Linked DNA regions of Homo sapiens: all the other regions are linked to region 3. Evidence: chromatin contacts called from ENCODE Hi-C or POLR2A ChIA-PET data. All regions are on one chromosome and are shown on one strand. The core of a region is the stretch at or near the end of the contact, and the rest is flanking DNA. Distances in the headings are between cores, read along the strand shown.

Region 1 (4,417 bases), core at 1,152-3,651, 1.3 Mb after region 3:
GCTGCTTTCTGGCTTTTTGGTCTGGAGACGATGCCGCAGGAGAGAGAAGTTCACCAGTAAGTGTGCCCTGGCCTGCCCAGCCCTGTCAGCACTCGACCTTTTCTCTGCTGCTGACGACCCCACCTCTTATCTTGCAGCCCCCATAGAGGAGACCGGCGGAGAGGGCTGCCCAGCTGTGGCGCTGATCCAGTGACAATGTGCCCCCTGCCAGCCGGGGCTCGCCCACTCATCATTCATTCATCCATTCTAGAGCCAGTCTCTGCCTCCCAGACGCGGCGGGAGCCAAGCTCCTCCAACCACAAGGGGGGTGGGGGGCGGTGAATCACCTCTGAGGCCTGGGCCCAGGGTTCAGGGGAACCTTCCAAGGTGTCTGGTTGCCCTGCCTCTGGCTCCAGAACAGAAAGGGAGCCTCACGCTGGCTCACACAAAACAGCTGACACTGACTAAGGAACTGCAGCATTTGCACAGGGGAGGGGGGTGCCCTCCTTCCTAGAGGCCCTGGGGGCCAGGCTGACTTGGGGGGCAGACTTGACACTAGGCCCCACTCACTCAGATGTCCTGAAATTCCACCACGGGGGTCACCCTGGGGGGTTAGGGACCTATTTTTAACACTAGGGGGCTGGCCCACTAGGAGGGCTGGCCCTAAGATACAGACCCCCCCAACTCCCCAAAGCGGGGAGGAGATATTTATTTTGGGGAGAGTTTGGAGGGGAGGGAGAATTTATTAATAAAAGAATCTTTAACTTTAAATGGTTTGGAGAGGCAGTGATCCCCGACTGACTCCCCTGAGCTGGAGGGAGGGAGTGAGTCAGCCAGCCGCGGGGGCGGGGGTGAGGCTCTGACTCACACATTCTCAATGCCTGGAACTCAGCCGGCAAGGACCTGGCTGGCCCTAACAGTTTTCCAGGGAAGATCTTGAGGAGAAACCCCAGCATCCCGCGCCTCTGCCCTCTCCACCATCCCCAAAAGCCCCAGGTTCCAGACTGAAGCCTTCCTTTGCTCAGCAATCTTTATTCAGTTCTTCTTGGGGGTGGGATGCCTCCCTTCCCATGCTCCCACCCCTCCCATCCCAGAACTCCGTTGGGCTCAGTGTCCTCTGTTGAGGGAAGGTCTTGGTGCCCAGATGCCTACTCTGCAGGAGAGGGAGGAACCTTGTCCCTTTGCGGGAGTCGCTGGTCTCTTCTGTTGTGGGGAAGAAGGAAGGTGGGAGGGGCACTGTCCACCAGCACTCAGAGCTCCATTATGTCCCCAGCTGGGGTTGCAGGGTAGGGGGGACTGGGGGTGTCCCCCAGCCTCAGCAGACGGAGGGCCTCAGGGATGAGGCTGCCAGGATAGCGCCAGAGAAGCAGCTCAGAGCAAGGGCTCCTAGAAGAGGAAATGACTGTCAGGGCATGGAGCTGAGGCTGGCCTAGCTGAGCACCTCCCACCAGGTCCAGGTCCCCAGGGGCTCCTGGGTTCCCAGCACTTTCCAAAGAGCCAAGATGGGAAACAACCCAGAGGTCAGCTAGAGCTAAAAATGGCACGATGAGGCAGGGCCTGAGGTCAGCTGTGAGGACCGCCTGTGATTCTGCAGAAGGCCTGGCCAGTGGAGGAACCTACCTGAGTGGGGGCAGGGCTGGGGAGAAGGTCATGGGGGGGCTGCAGTAGGGGTGGTCATTGTGCAGGCTGAGTTGAGAGAAGTGGGTGGCCATGTTCTCCTCAGACAGAAACTGCTTGCGCAGAGGCTCCCTGGGGAGAGATGGCAGAGAGGCAGGCTGGGATACTGACACAGGAGGCAGCCTGTTGGGGACCAGAGGTGACAGAGATCTTGTTGGGAGTCCCTCCCTGCCCCCAAACTCACTGCTCCTCCTCCAGGCGCCGCTTGGTGCTCATGGGCACAGCTCCTCGGAGAGGGGAGCTGGGAAAAAAAGAGAGCCTGGTGCACCCCACCCTCTTGGCCCCTTCCCAAGGATCTGCCCGCCTAAGCCTGCAGCATCAGCCAGGAGCCCCAAGCCCATTCCTGTCTCAGCTGGTGCCGGTCCCCGCTCTCCTGGACCATCCAGCAGGGTACCTCGGAAGTCTCGACCCTCAGCCGCAGCCCCAGTCCCATCTCAGCTCACGCCTAAGCCCCGCCGATTCGCCCCACCCCGTATTCATCCTGCAGACCAGTCCTGAGCACCCAGCCAAAGCTCCTGCGGCCCTTGGTCAGGCCCACCCTGGTCCCCTACACGCACCTGGCGTCCAGGCCCCAAGTCACCCCCAAGGCGGCCCGCGGGAGGCGCTGGGCCCCTCCCTGGGGGCCTCGCTGCAAGGGCTGCTGCAGGATCATTGGGTTTTGGGGTCCTGCGGGTGGGATCTGGGCGACAGGGGAGGAGTCTCTGAGGGCGTGGCCAAGAGAGGATGGGCGTGGCTTTAGGCGGGCACAGCCGCGAGGTTCTGCGCGGGCGCGGAAGACGGGCGGCGCGTGGCGGAAGGCAGGCTTGCTCCTCGGGGTGGGGGAGGGTATCCGGCTTAAGGGGGCTGCGGTGGACACCACTTCTTAATGTCGGGGGTCTTCGCGGCGCTCACCTCGGCTCCTAGGGTTCGGGACGGTACGCACCAGCCACCTTCGCGCCGAAGGCGGTAGGGCGCCACGGAGAGGAACCGCTCTAGGCACGTAAGGCCTCGTGAGGTTGCGTCGCGCGCGGAGCACTCTGGGACTTGTAGTTCTGGAGATGGAGCGAGCTGTGCCGCTCGCGGTGCCTCTGGGTCAGGTGAGACGGACGTGGTGCGCGTTGCCTTCTGGGGTTTGTAGTTCACGCATGGCTGGGACGGGGCGGGCAGGGAATCGTGCCCTGAGCCCTGTTTTGCCTGGGCTATTTGTGGGACTCAGACTCTGACCAGGGGGGCGGGATAGTAACCCAGAAGTGCTTCAGGGGCTTAACGCAAGTCAGAGAGTAGGAATTATAAATCAGTACGTTTTTCTATGTTGGGGTAGTAGAGGTACTTTTTTTTTTTTTTTAATTTTCTAGTTCTTGCAAAGCACTTTTTTTTTTTTTTTGAGACAGAGTCTCACTCTGTCACCTAGGCTAGAGTGCAGTGGCGCGATCTCAGCTCACTGCAACCTCCGCCTCCCAGGTTCAAGCGATTCTCCTGCCTCAGCCCTCCAAGTAGCTGGGACTATAGGCGTGTGCCACCATGCCCAGCTAATTTTCGTGTTTTTAGTAGAGACAGGGTTTCACCATGTTGACCAGGCTGGTCTCGAACTCCTGACCTCAGGTAATCTGCCTGCCTTGGCTTCTCAAAGTGCTAGGATTACAGGTGTGAGCCACCACGCCCGGCCAAATTTTTTTTTTTTTTTTTTTTTTGAGATGGAATTTCACTCTTGTTGCCCAAGCTGGAGTGCAGTGGCTCCATCTGGGTTCACCGCAACCTCCGCCTCCCAGATTCAAGCAATTCTCCTGCCTCAGCCTCCTGAGTAGCTGAGATTACAGGCATGCGCCACCACTCCCAGCTAATTTTGCATTTTTAGCAGAGACAGGGTTTCTCCATGTTGGTCAGGCTGGTCTTGAACTCCTGACCTCAGGTGGTCCACCTGCCTTGGCCTGCCAAAGTGCTGGGATTACAGGCGTGAGCCACTGCGCCCGGCCCCACATTTTTAAATTTTTTTTGAGACAGAGTCTCACTATGTTGCCCAGGCTGCTCTCAAACTCCTGGCCTCCCAGAGCGCTGGATTACAGGCATGAACCACCACACCCGGCTTAAGCACTGAGTGACAGCCCCATGTAAAGCTCTTGTCTATACACTAGCTCATCTAATTGTGATGGAATCTTCTGTGAGCTCCATTTGTCAGTTGAGGAAGCTGGCAGGAGAGGCCTGGGTGCTTGCTCAGAGGTCCCTGAGGCATCACCTCAACTCTCCCCTTCTTCAGTGTCTTCTTGGAGCCACCCATGGGACTGCATGGGCAGGTGCTGGCTTGGGGCGGGGCCGCCTCAAAAGAAGGCTGAGAAGTCAGGACAGTGGGAGGCCTGGCAGGTTTTGGGGGAAGCAGGGAGGAATCTGTGGATGGGAGGTTTCATACGTCCCAGGCAGGCCTCATCCAGTCTTTCCCTGCAGACAGAGGTGTTCCAGGCCTTGCAGCGGCTCCATATGACCATCTTCTCCCAGAGCGTCTCACCATGTGGGAAGTTTCTGGCGGCTGGCAACAATTACGGGCAGATTGCCATCTTCAGGTACCCTCTGCCGCTGTCCACCCATTAGCCCTGGCACTTGGCCCTCATGGGACGGATGCCCCCGTTTCTGACTCCTGGGTCCCCTCCGCTGTCCCTGCAGCTTGTCCTCTGCTTTGAGCTCAGAAGCCAAAGAGGAAAGTAAGAAGCCGGTGGTGACTTTCCAAGGTGGGTATACCTGTGGAGTCTGGCTTCAGGACTTTGGGTGGGATTGGCTCACTCAGTTCTGC
Region 2 (4,151 bases), core at 129-2,628, 1.2 Mb before region 3:
CTGCAGCTGCCTCTCTGGTGGGGAGGTTATAAGGCCTGCTGGCTAGACCACTGGCCCCTGGCCAGGGAGCCACCTAGGCAGTGCCAGGGAAGGACTGGGAAGGGAAGAGAACCTGCGGTCCCTGAGTGAGGCCTTGACTGCACCCTCTCCTGTGGTTCGAAAGCCACACTTGGCCAGTATCCTGCCATGCAGGTGAGGAAGCTGGGGAGGACAGGGTCCCAGAGCCTTGTCCAAGTTGCAGAGAGGAGAGCCAGCTCTCACTCTGCAGCCCTCTGTGCCCCCAGACCCCCACTGGCCCCCGGGGACACATTTCCTGCCCTTGGGATGCTTTGGCATGGATATAGTCTGGGAACAAACGGCACATCCAGCTGCCCTGCCTGTCTCCACAGAGGGGGCAGCAGACCTAGGGGGAGGTGTCCAAGACACAGGAATGAAGTGTCCTTACCAAAAGCTTCCGAGGACAGAAATAAACCCCTCCTGCCAGCTTCTGCACTGACTGCAGCTAGAAGCCGAGCTCCACGTGGGACACAGGTGTCCCTGCTGCGGCATCTCAGCATGACGGAGGCCCATCCTTGGCTTTCCTGGAGCATGAATATCCTCTGAGGAGCACTGGCCCTGGCCTTGTAGGTCTTGCTGAGACTGGCTTAGATTTTCTGGCCCAGGAGCAATCGTCACCCAACCTCCCACTTGTAAATCTCGCCACAGAATCGGCCCACAACCGTCTCTCCGGAATCTCGGCGGACCAGCCCTGCTCCTGTGTCTCCCTCTCCCGCAGAGCCACTGCCTTCTCAGGCTCCTCAAGTGCACCTAAGAGCGGGAGTCTGGCTGCCCTCAGCACTCGCGTCCCGCCCTGCAGCCTGATAAGCTTGACGCCAAGGCATTCTCCCGAGAGCCGGCCCAGCAGCTGCTGGCAGGAGAGTGGCCTCAGGGCAGCGGGAAGGGGACCTCCGGGGAGAGAATGAGGCCTGCGCAAGGGTCCTGGAAGGACCCAGGAGTCGCCCCGGCTTCCCTCCCCCAGGCCCTGGTTGGGCGCCGTGGGCCGCGTCCCAGTTGAGCCCGGCGTGGCCGTTTAATGGCGTCCCTCCGCGACCGAGGACGAAGGGGCCTAGAGAGGCTGTGCCCAAGCGACGCTGCGAGGCCAGGCCGCGTCTCGGGCCAGGGCGGTCCCCTTGCCACCGCCGCTCTTGGCCGCCAGGACCAAGCACAGCACGCAGCGTCGCGAAAGGGGCGGTCCTGGAAGGCGCGAAGGGGTCTCCGGGTCTCGCGAACACGGCGGGGTCGGGGCGGAGTCGTGGGTCCTCGGTCGAGCGGCCGCCCAGAGCCCCGCGGGACACGGACGGCCCCAGCCCGGCTCCCCGCGAGCCCCACGCGTCTGTGACGCCGCTGATGCGCAGACGCCGCGGCTGCAGGCCCCGCCCCTCCGTGCCCCTCGCAAGGCCCTCTGGGAGTTGTAGTTCCAGCTCCTCCTCGGGCCGCCCCACTCCCTGATAATCCTGGAGCGCGGCGCCTCCCGGGGACCGAGGCCTCGGGCCCGGCCGTCTCCAGCAGCGAGGGCAGGAGAAGTGGCCCGGGCGGTCGGCGGACTGGGAGGGCGCCACCCGAGGACTACAACTCCCGGCCTGCCTCGCGCAGGCACCGCCCCGAGCTTCCGCCCCGTCGGCGCCGCGCAGCCCTGTGGGAGCCGTAGTCCGGGCGCGCGATTCACAGCGCCGCGTGCGCCCCGGGCGCGCCGTAGCCGCGGGGCCCGGGCCGGGCGCTACGCTACGAAGGCAGCGTAAGGCGGGCGCCGGACGCGGGCAGGGGCCGGGGCCGGAGCCGGGTCGGGGCGCCCCGCGGCTGAGGAGCGGGAGGCCGTCCGGGCAGCGCGGCCGGCGGCGAGAGGGGCCCCGCCGCTCTCCGGAGGCAGAAGTTGTGGATCGGCCGGCGGGGGCGAGCGGGCCCGGGGGCCGGGGCCGCGCTGCCCGGGCCGCGAGGACGAGGCGGCGCCGCCGGGCTGTGGAGGTGAGTCCCGTCGGCCGGGCCCGGCCGGGCGCCCAGCCGGGGACCCCGGGCGGGGAGCGCGGGCCCGGAGGGCGGCGGGGAGCGCGGGCTCGGCGGGGCGCAGGAGGCCTCGGGGGCCGGGCGCGCCGGGCTCCGAGCCAGGGCAGGGACGGCAGGGCCCCCGGAGTGGGGTCAGCCCGCCGCCCGCTGGCGCCTCCAGGCTGGTGGGGGCCAGGGCTGGGCGATGCTTCGCAGAGGAACCCAGAGGAAGGCGGGAAGTCGGCAGGGACCTGGGCCATGTGGGTCACTTGAGGCCAGCCCCGGGGGCCGCGCACACCGGAGGCGGCCTCGGCCCTGCCTGCCCTTGAGTGCCCTTATATCCGGGCCCATCGTGCGGTCCTGGCCGCCTTAGGGATGTTGTGCTTGGTGCGGGCATCACTCCCCTCACTTGGGGAACGGCCTGGGGGCGGCCACCTGGCGTGGAGGGGCTGGCGGGAGCCCCGTCTGTGCCAGCCATGCCAGTGTTCTCTTCCGTGTTCCTCTGGGGCTGCTGCGGCACCAGCTGGGAAGTTGCAAATCTGCTGTCCTCCCGCTGGCTGCAGAAGGGGCCCCTCTAGTCCTGACCGGGGGAACTCTTGTGTGGTCAGCTGGCCCTGGCCGGGCGAGCTCTCGGGGCCCCCTTACTGCTCTGGAGTTTGTTACCGGACTGCAGGTAACAAGACCCGGAAAGCAATGGTGAGGCCCAGAACCTGAGGCCAGGCCTGGGTGTGTGGGGCCAGTGGGGAAGACTGGGACTCCGTTGGGTGCTGAAGAGTTGTGTGCTTCTCCTTCGGGAAACCCGGATCTCTTCCTCTGCCCAGGTCTGAGGGGTGCGGAAACGTGAGTCACAGTTCAGTGTGGGAGTGCCCCGTAATTGCCTCCGCGTTTCCAGAGTCTGGGGCTGGGCAAGGATATAGGGGTGATTCTCCCTTCCGGTTCTGAGTGACTTCTCAACTGTGAAGTGGGGCAAGAGAAATTGTTTTTCTGGCCTGTCTGGGGGAGGCAGGTCCTGCAGGAAACCAGCTTGGCCTGGCCTTGGGTTGGGTGTGCCTTGCCTCCTCCGAGGTCCTTCTGCTTGCGGGAGGAGCACCCCTCTTTTTCCTGCTTCTGTCTGTGTCTGAGGCTCTCCAGAGCTCCTTGATTGGCAGAGGAGCCAGTGACCTCTGAGTCCCCAGGAGAGCCCGAGGCTCAGTAACTGCATAACTGCGCAGGGCCTCTTGTCTGGGCCTCCACAGACCGTGGTCTCTGAGAGCAGGAAGTGGCTGGTCCCCTGTAATGCTGCATCTGTGTGACAGCCTCAAGCCCTGCTGGCTCTCTCTCCGGGCACCCCTCACTTGCTTCTTGCCCTGGCCTTGGGCAGCACTCCGGTAACCCCAGTGCCACAGGTGAGGAACCGAAGCTGGAGACAGCTGTTCATGGCAGGGGAGGGGCCGAGGGAGGCTGAGCGCCTGGTCTCTCCCTCCTGCTGGTTCCACCAGTTCACACGAGGCAATTGGAGGGAAGGATTCTGCTGCCCGGAAAATCCTCCGGAACCACAGGTGTTGTTCATGGGCCTGAGCCGCTCAGTGAAGAACTCGGCCGTTGGTGGCCGAGTTGCCCCTGGTCCAGCCCTCTGGCCCGCGGTGTGATGCCTCTACTCATGGCAACAGGCGTGGACAGGTGCTGAGAAGGAGGACGACATCATTAAACAAAACAGCTTGGGGTCTTTGAAAAACAGTGACAGAAACCCAGGAAGGCTGGTGACTTGTCAGGTCTGTGTCTGTCCTGGGTGGCCACTCGGCCCTGGACCGTGAGGCTGAAATGACAGGAGACACGGAGGGTGGGCTTGGGTGGTTTCCTCATAAGACACAGAAGAAGGAGGCCCCCAACCCGGGGGCTGCCTCGTGCGCTTTGCTCTCCTGTTTTCCTGCTCTGTCCCTCTGGTCCTGCCCTCTGACCCCTGGCACAGCAGGAGTGCCCAGAAGCCCAGTGGGACTTGTTCTCTGCCTAAAGCCCTTCCGCATCCCTCGTACCCACTCGGTGTGGATGTGGGTTTTCTCACCACCAGGCTGTGCCTCAGCTGTGTGGAGCCACTGGCCTCTCATGCCCCACGCTGGAGAGAACGCTGAGGTCTGTGCGGTTCTCATGTGACC
Region 3 (4,486 bases), core at 808-3,307:
TGAATGAAACCTCTTAGTGGGATGGTTGAACATGTATACGGCAAATTATGTTGCAAGTGGAAAATGTGAAAAACACAATAGAGCCTGGCATGGTGGCTCACACCTGTCATCTAAGCACTTTGGGAGGCCAAGGGGGAGGATCGCTTGAGGCCAGGAGTTCAAGACCAGCCAGAGTAACAGTGAGACCTCTGTCTCTACAAAAATGTTTTTAAAATTGGCCAAGCAGTGGTGGCTTACACCTGTAGACCCAACTACTTAGGAGGCTGAGGTGGGATCACTTGAGCCTAAGAGTTCAAGTGAGCCCTGATCATGCCAGTGCCTCCAGCCTGAGCAACAGGGTGAGACCCTGCCTCTAAAAACTGAACAACAAAAAAAATCAGTAGGGTGTCAGCTACGGGAGTTACTGTTTCGGTGCAATCAGATTAGGATGAGAGGATCTGAACTGATGAGCATTGCAGTAGGTGAAAGACGGTAAGTGGCCATTTCTATTAGCATTAAATAGTCACTGATGTGGTTTCATCAGGATTCACAATACATGTGTGGCTCCCAAATTGAGTTTCAAAGTCTTGGGTTCATGGTGTCCCCTGCCCAGCAAAATAAAGTGCAAATCTTACGGAGCAACACATTTTAAGTTCAGGCCTCAAGTACTTCCAGAGACAAAAGTCCTGGGGACACTGGCTCAGAATGGGGGAAAGGGGACCCTGGGCCAAGAGTCAACCAGGATGACATGCAGAATCAGACCTGCAAGGGCTGCAGATACTGTAGTTATGAGGCACACCCAACGCTTAAAGATAAATATGTGGTTGGAAGTATAAGAGCCTATTAAAACTGCTAGAATATAAGAAATCAAATAGGACAAAAACAGAATCATTGGCAGGGTGCAGTGGCTCACGCCTGTAATCCCAGCACTTTGGGACGCCGAGGGAGGCGGGTGGATCACTTGAGGTCAGCAGTTCAAGACCAGCCTGGCCAACATGGTGAAACCCCGTCTCTACTAAAAATACAAAAAAATGAGCCGGGCGTTAATAGCGCGTGTCTGTAGTCCCAGCTACTCAGGAGGCTGAGGCAGGAGAATCGCTTGGACCCAGGAGGCGAAGGTTGCAGTGAGCCGAGATCGCGCCATCACACTCCAGCCTGGGCGACAAGAGCGAAACACCGTCTCAAAAAAAAAAAAATCGGTGCAATTAATAACCCAGTGGATGGGTTAAACAGATTGCACGTAGCTGAAAAGTAACCGAAAATCTGGACTGGCGCGGTGGCTCACGCCTGTCATCCCAGCACTCTGGGAGGTCGAGGCGGGCGGATCACTTGAGATCAGAAATTTGAGACCAGCCTGGCCAACATGGCGAAACCCCGTCTCTACTAAAAATACAAAATTAGCTGGTCTGTAATCCCAGCTACTCCGGAGGCTGAGGGAGAAGAATCACTTGAACCCAGAAGGCGGAGCTTGCAGTGAGCCAGGATCGCGCCACCGCACTCCAGCCTGGGCGACAGAGCAAGACTCCATCTCAAAAAAAAAAAAAAAAAAGAAAATCTGAAGCAGTCAGTGCAGTAGGGAGAAGTGGGCGAAAGGAAGGAGGCCACGCTGCTGGGTTTCAGGATGAGATGGGCGTTGAGGGTGCATTCACAGAATCCCGGGAGGAGCCAGCTGAGCGGGGAAGGCATCAGGAGAGGGGAGGCACTGAGCGGGGCGCGGTGCTGTAGGGAACGGAGGCTCATCAGGGCGGCCGGGATTGAGGCGCAGGCGCTGAGCCTTCACCTAAGTCCGCCGAAGTGTGCAGAGCCTGGAGACGGGATCGAGGTCACCGGAAGCCCACGGTTGCGGGGACATGATCAAGCTACAGCGCGCTGGGGGAAGCGACCACTGCCGCCCCGCGGATCCCACCGGCCTGGCCGGGAGCTCCCTCTGCCCGGCTCACCCGCGCTTCCGGCCCGAAGCCCGGCTTCCTCTGACGTCACGGCCCCTGCGCCCCCTGGCGGCGCGGCTGCGGCGGGACGCGCGGGCACCGCCCCCTCCGGCTGGAGGGCGGGACTTCCGGTGAGTGAGTGACGGGCGCAGCCTCGGCAGCGGCGGCGGCGGAGCCCTGAGGCGACAGCAGCTGCGGGAGGCGACGGGCTGCGGCCTGCGGAACCTGAGGCAGCTGGGGAGGGCCGGGCGCGCCGGCCGGATAGCGAGCCGCGCTGGCGGCGGCGGTGGCCGCGATGATGGAGATCCAGATGGACGAGGGCGGCGGCGTGGTGGTGTACCAGGACGACTACTGCTCCGGCTCGGTGATGTCGGAGCGGGTGTCGGGCCTGGCGGGCTCCATCTACCGCGAGTTCGAGCGCCTCATCCACTGCTACGACGAGGAGGTGGTCAAGGAGCTCATGCCGCTGGTGGTGAACGTGCTGGAGAACCTAGACTCGGTGCTCAGCGAGAACCAGGAGCACGAGGTGGAGCTGGAGCTGCTGCGCGAGGACAACGAGCAGCTGCTCACCCAGTACGAGCGTGAGAAGGCGCTGCGCAGGCAGGCGGAGGAGGTGCGTGGGCCGCGGGACCCGCCCGCATCCCCGTCCCGGACCCCCAGCCAGCCCCGGGCCCCGGACCCAACACCCGTCCCGACCCCAGACCCCGCTCCGGCACCCCGGACCGCGGGACCCCTGGACCCCCAGACCCCGCCCCGAGACCCGCCTGGACCCCATATCCCCCGCCCCGGGACTTCCCCACCCCCTCTGCCCGCCGTGAGACACCTCCCTAGAGCACTCCCCCGCCTGCCCCGGGACCCCACCCCGACTCCCGGGGACCCCCTTTTCCGCCCAGGCCTGGGCCCTGGCCCCCTCCTCCGTGCCCCCAGCCCTGAATCTTCAGCCCCAAACCCGATGTGCCTGGCGTCATCCCCGGGGAGCTCAGCTTCAAAGCCAGGCCTCACTCTCCCCTCCCCACCCACCTCTGCATGACAATTGCCTTTGCTTTCGTGCGTGTGTTCAGTCAAAACCGTTTCCCGACCCCAAGTGCTACCTCTGTTGGCTGCCATTCTAAACCCATCTAGAAAAGGAATCTTTTGGTGTTCTTAGGGGGCTGCAGCCGTCTGTGGATGATGTTGGAGACCTTTCCCTTGTCCCTAATCCCGTATTTTGAAGGTCTGTGACACGGGTGAATTGGGTGGTTGATGTAAACACAGAACAAGGCCGCAGGCGGGCTGCTCCTCTGTCAGCAGAAGGAACACTCGAGTTTCTGGAGGTGATGTCTTTGCCCCCTTGGTTCCTTGCTTGGCGAGATTGTTAGCTGATGTAGCCAGGGCTGAGAAACTCCACTCTGGCTTCTGAGGAGTTAACAGTCTGAGTTTGAAGCGTTTAATTCTGTGCTAGGATGTCTCCATAACCTGGAAATCGCTTGTCTGTGAAGCAGTTACAAGAGCCGGGCCCTGTGGGGAGCACCACTTAGCTTCATTCATTCACCGTCAGATACTGAGCTCGGCCTGCCTGTGTGTGGGCCCAGAACCTCGCCCTTTGTCAGAAACAGGTTCAGGGAGGCTGGTTCCCATCCCTGCTTTGCCTCTGTGACCTTGGCCTGTCGCCTGCCTGGGGTTCGATTTTCCATCAAAGGAGTGAATTGCACTAGGCGATCTCCAAGCCCAGAAATTCTCTCATTCTAGGAGTTAGGTAATGCTGTTTGACTTATGAATAGAAGTGTCTTAGGAAATGAGCTTCAATTCCTTTTCAATTAATTCGGCTTAACACATTCTTGACTTTAATAGGAAAATAAAAGATTGTGTCAGTATTTTGGCTTTTTCTGAAACCAAGGTGATTTATGGCCTAGTTTGGTTTAAAGCGTGTTTATAAAAATCATAACAGTATGTTGTATCATTCCTCCTTTCCTGTGGTTTCTATTGCGTTTGGGCTTCGTGTCTGTCGCGAGGTGGTTATGCATTGATTGGAATGCCCCGGTTCCAGCAAAGCTGAGTTAAAGCTCTCAACCTAAGGGAACGCAAAGGTTCATGGATTTTGGAGCTCAGGGTGACTATAGGCATTTTACTGGGAAGGAAACTTGTCCTGAGAAGTGGAGGGGCTGAACCAAGGTCACCCACCCCAGAAGTGCCCAGCCAGGATGCAGAGTGAACCCGACACCGGCCTGGGCACTTGCTTCCATGTCAGGCAGCTGCAGGCACCGGAGGGCTGCTCCCCAGAAGCCTGGAGTGCCAGGGCTGCCCTCGCTCAGCTGTGGAGCTGTGGCTGCCCCCTGTGCTGGGCACCGCCCTCCACTGCTCTCCCACACTCAGTGGCCTGACCTGGATTTCAGGTGGGTTTCTTTTTTTCACCTTGTACCTGTGTGGTCAGTATAGTGGACGAGAAGGAACTGAAAGGAGAAAATCAAGATGGACAACGTTAAGGCTAGGAATTATAACCTTGCCGCTTAAAAATGAGCTGTGCACAGGATAGGCGCTGCCCAGCTCTGTGCGGTTCACATGCAAGCTGCTGTGAGTGCATCTGCCCTCCCCCAGGGCTC

Evidence for each region. A loop is a pair of places that touch in the nucleus more often than their neighbours do. ChIA-PET counts read pairs that join two places held with the same protein, here RNA polymerase II (POLR2A). Pooled maps may share reads with other maps.
Region 1: a pooled map shows a loop between it and region 3 (6-fold over the local background). The contact joins the promoter of THOC6 here to the promoter of MAPK8IP3 in region 3. A Hi-C loop is called at or near these places in 3 of 50 pooled maps. POLR2A ChIA-PET finds 5 or more read pairs at or near these places in 3 of 52 experiments (AG04449, MCF 10A and activated B cell).
Region 2: a loop to region 3 is called in a pooled map, with 7 times the contacts of the local background. The contact joins the promoter of LINC00235 here to the promoter of MAPK8IP3 in region 3. A Hi-C loop is called at or near these places in 6 of 50 pooled maps.

The regions. Positions count from the first base shown.
Region 1 is chr16:3,021,634-3,026,050 of GRCh38, forward strand. It overlaps THOC6 (THO complex subunit 6), which reads left to right and starts at 2,402. Exons shown (of 13, transcript NM_024339.5): 1 at 2,402-2,732; 2 at 4,075-4,190; 3 at 4,291-4,355. The coding sequence starts at 2,694. It overlaps HCFC1R1 (host cell factor C1 regulator 1), which reads right to left and starts at 2,309. Exons shown (of 4, transcript NM_017885.4): 1 at 2,214-2,309; 2 at 1,841-1,897; 3 at 1,600-1,728; 4 at 992-1,365. The coding sequence starts at 2,308. The coding sequence ends at 1,230. It overlaps TNFRSF12A (TNF receptor superfamily member 12A), which reads left to right. Exons shown (of 4, transcript NM_016639.3): 3 at 1-56; 4 at 138-750. The coding sequence ends at 193. RefSeq lists enhancers at 1-263, 1,655-1,754, 1,737-2,381, 2,382-3,025, 2,415-2,724 and 1 more and a silencer at 2,145-2,344.
Region 2 is chr16:526,029-530,179 of GRCh38, forward strand. It overlaps LINC00235 (long intergenic non-protein coding RNA 235), which reads right to left and starts at 1,379. Exons shown (of 1, transcript NR_024121.1): 1 at 819-1,379. CAPN15 (calpain 15) reads left to right here and starts at 1,684. Exons shown (of 14, transcript NM_005632.3): 1 at 1,684-2,001. RefSeq lists an enhancer at 243-804.
Region 3 is chr16:1,704,138-1,708,623 of GRCh38, forward strand. It overlaps MAPK8IP3 (mitogen-activated protein kinase 8 interacting protein 3), which reads left to right and starts at 2,058. Exons shown (of 32, transcript NM_001318852.2): 1 at 2,058-2,520. The coding sequence starts at 2,203. RefSeq lists silencers at 611-905, 1,812-2,151, 2,422-2,531, 2,552-2,601 and an enhancer at 1,389-2,253.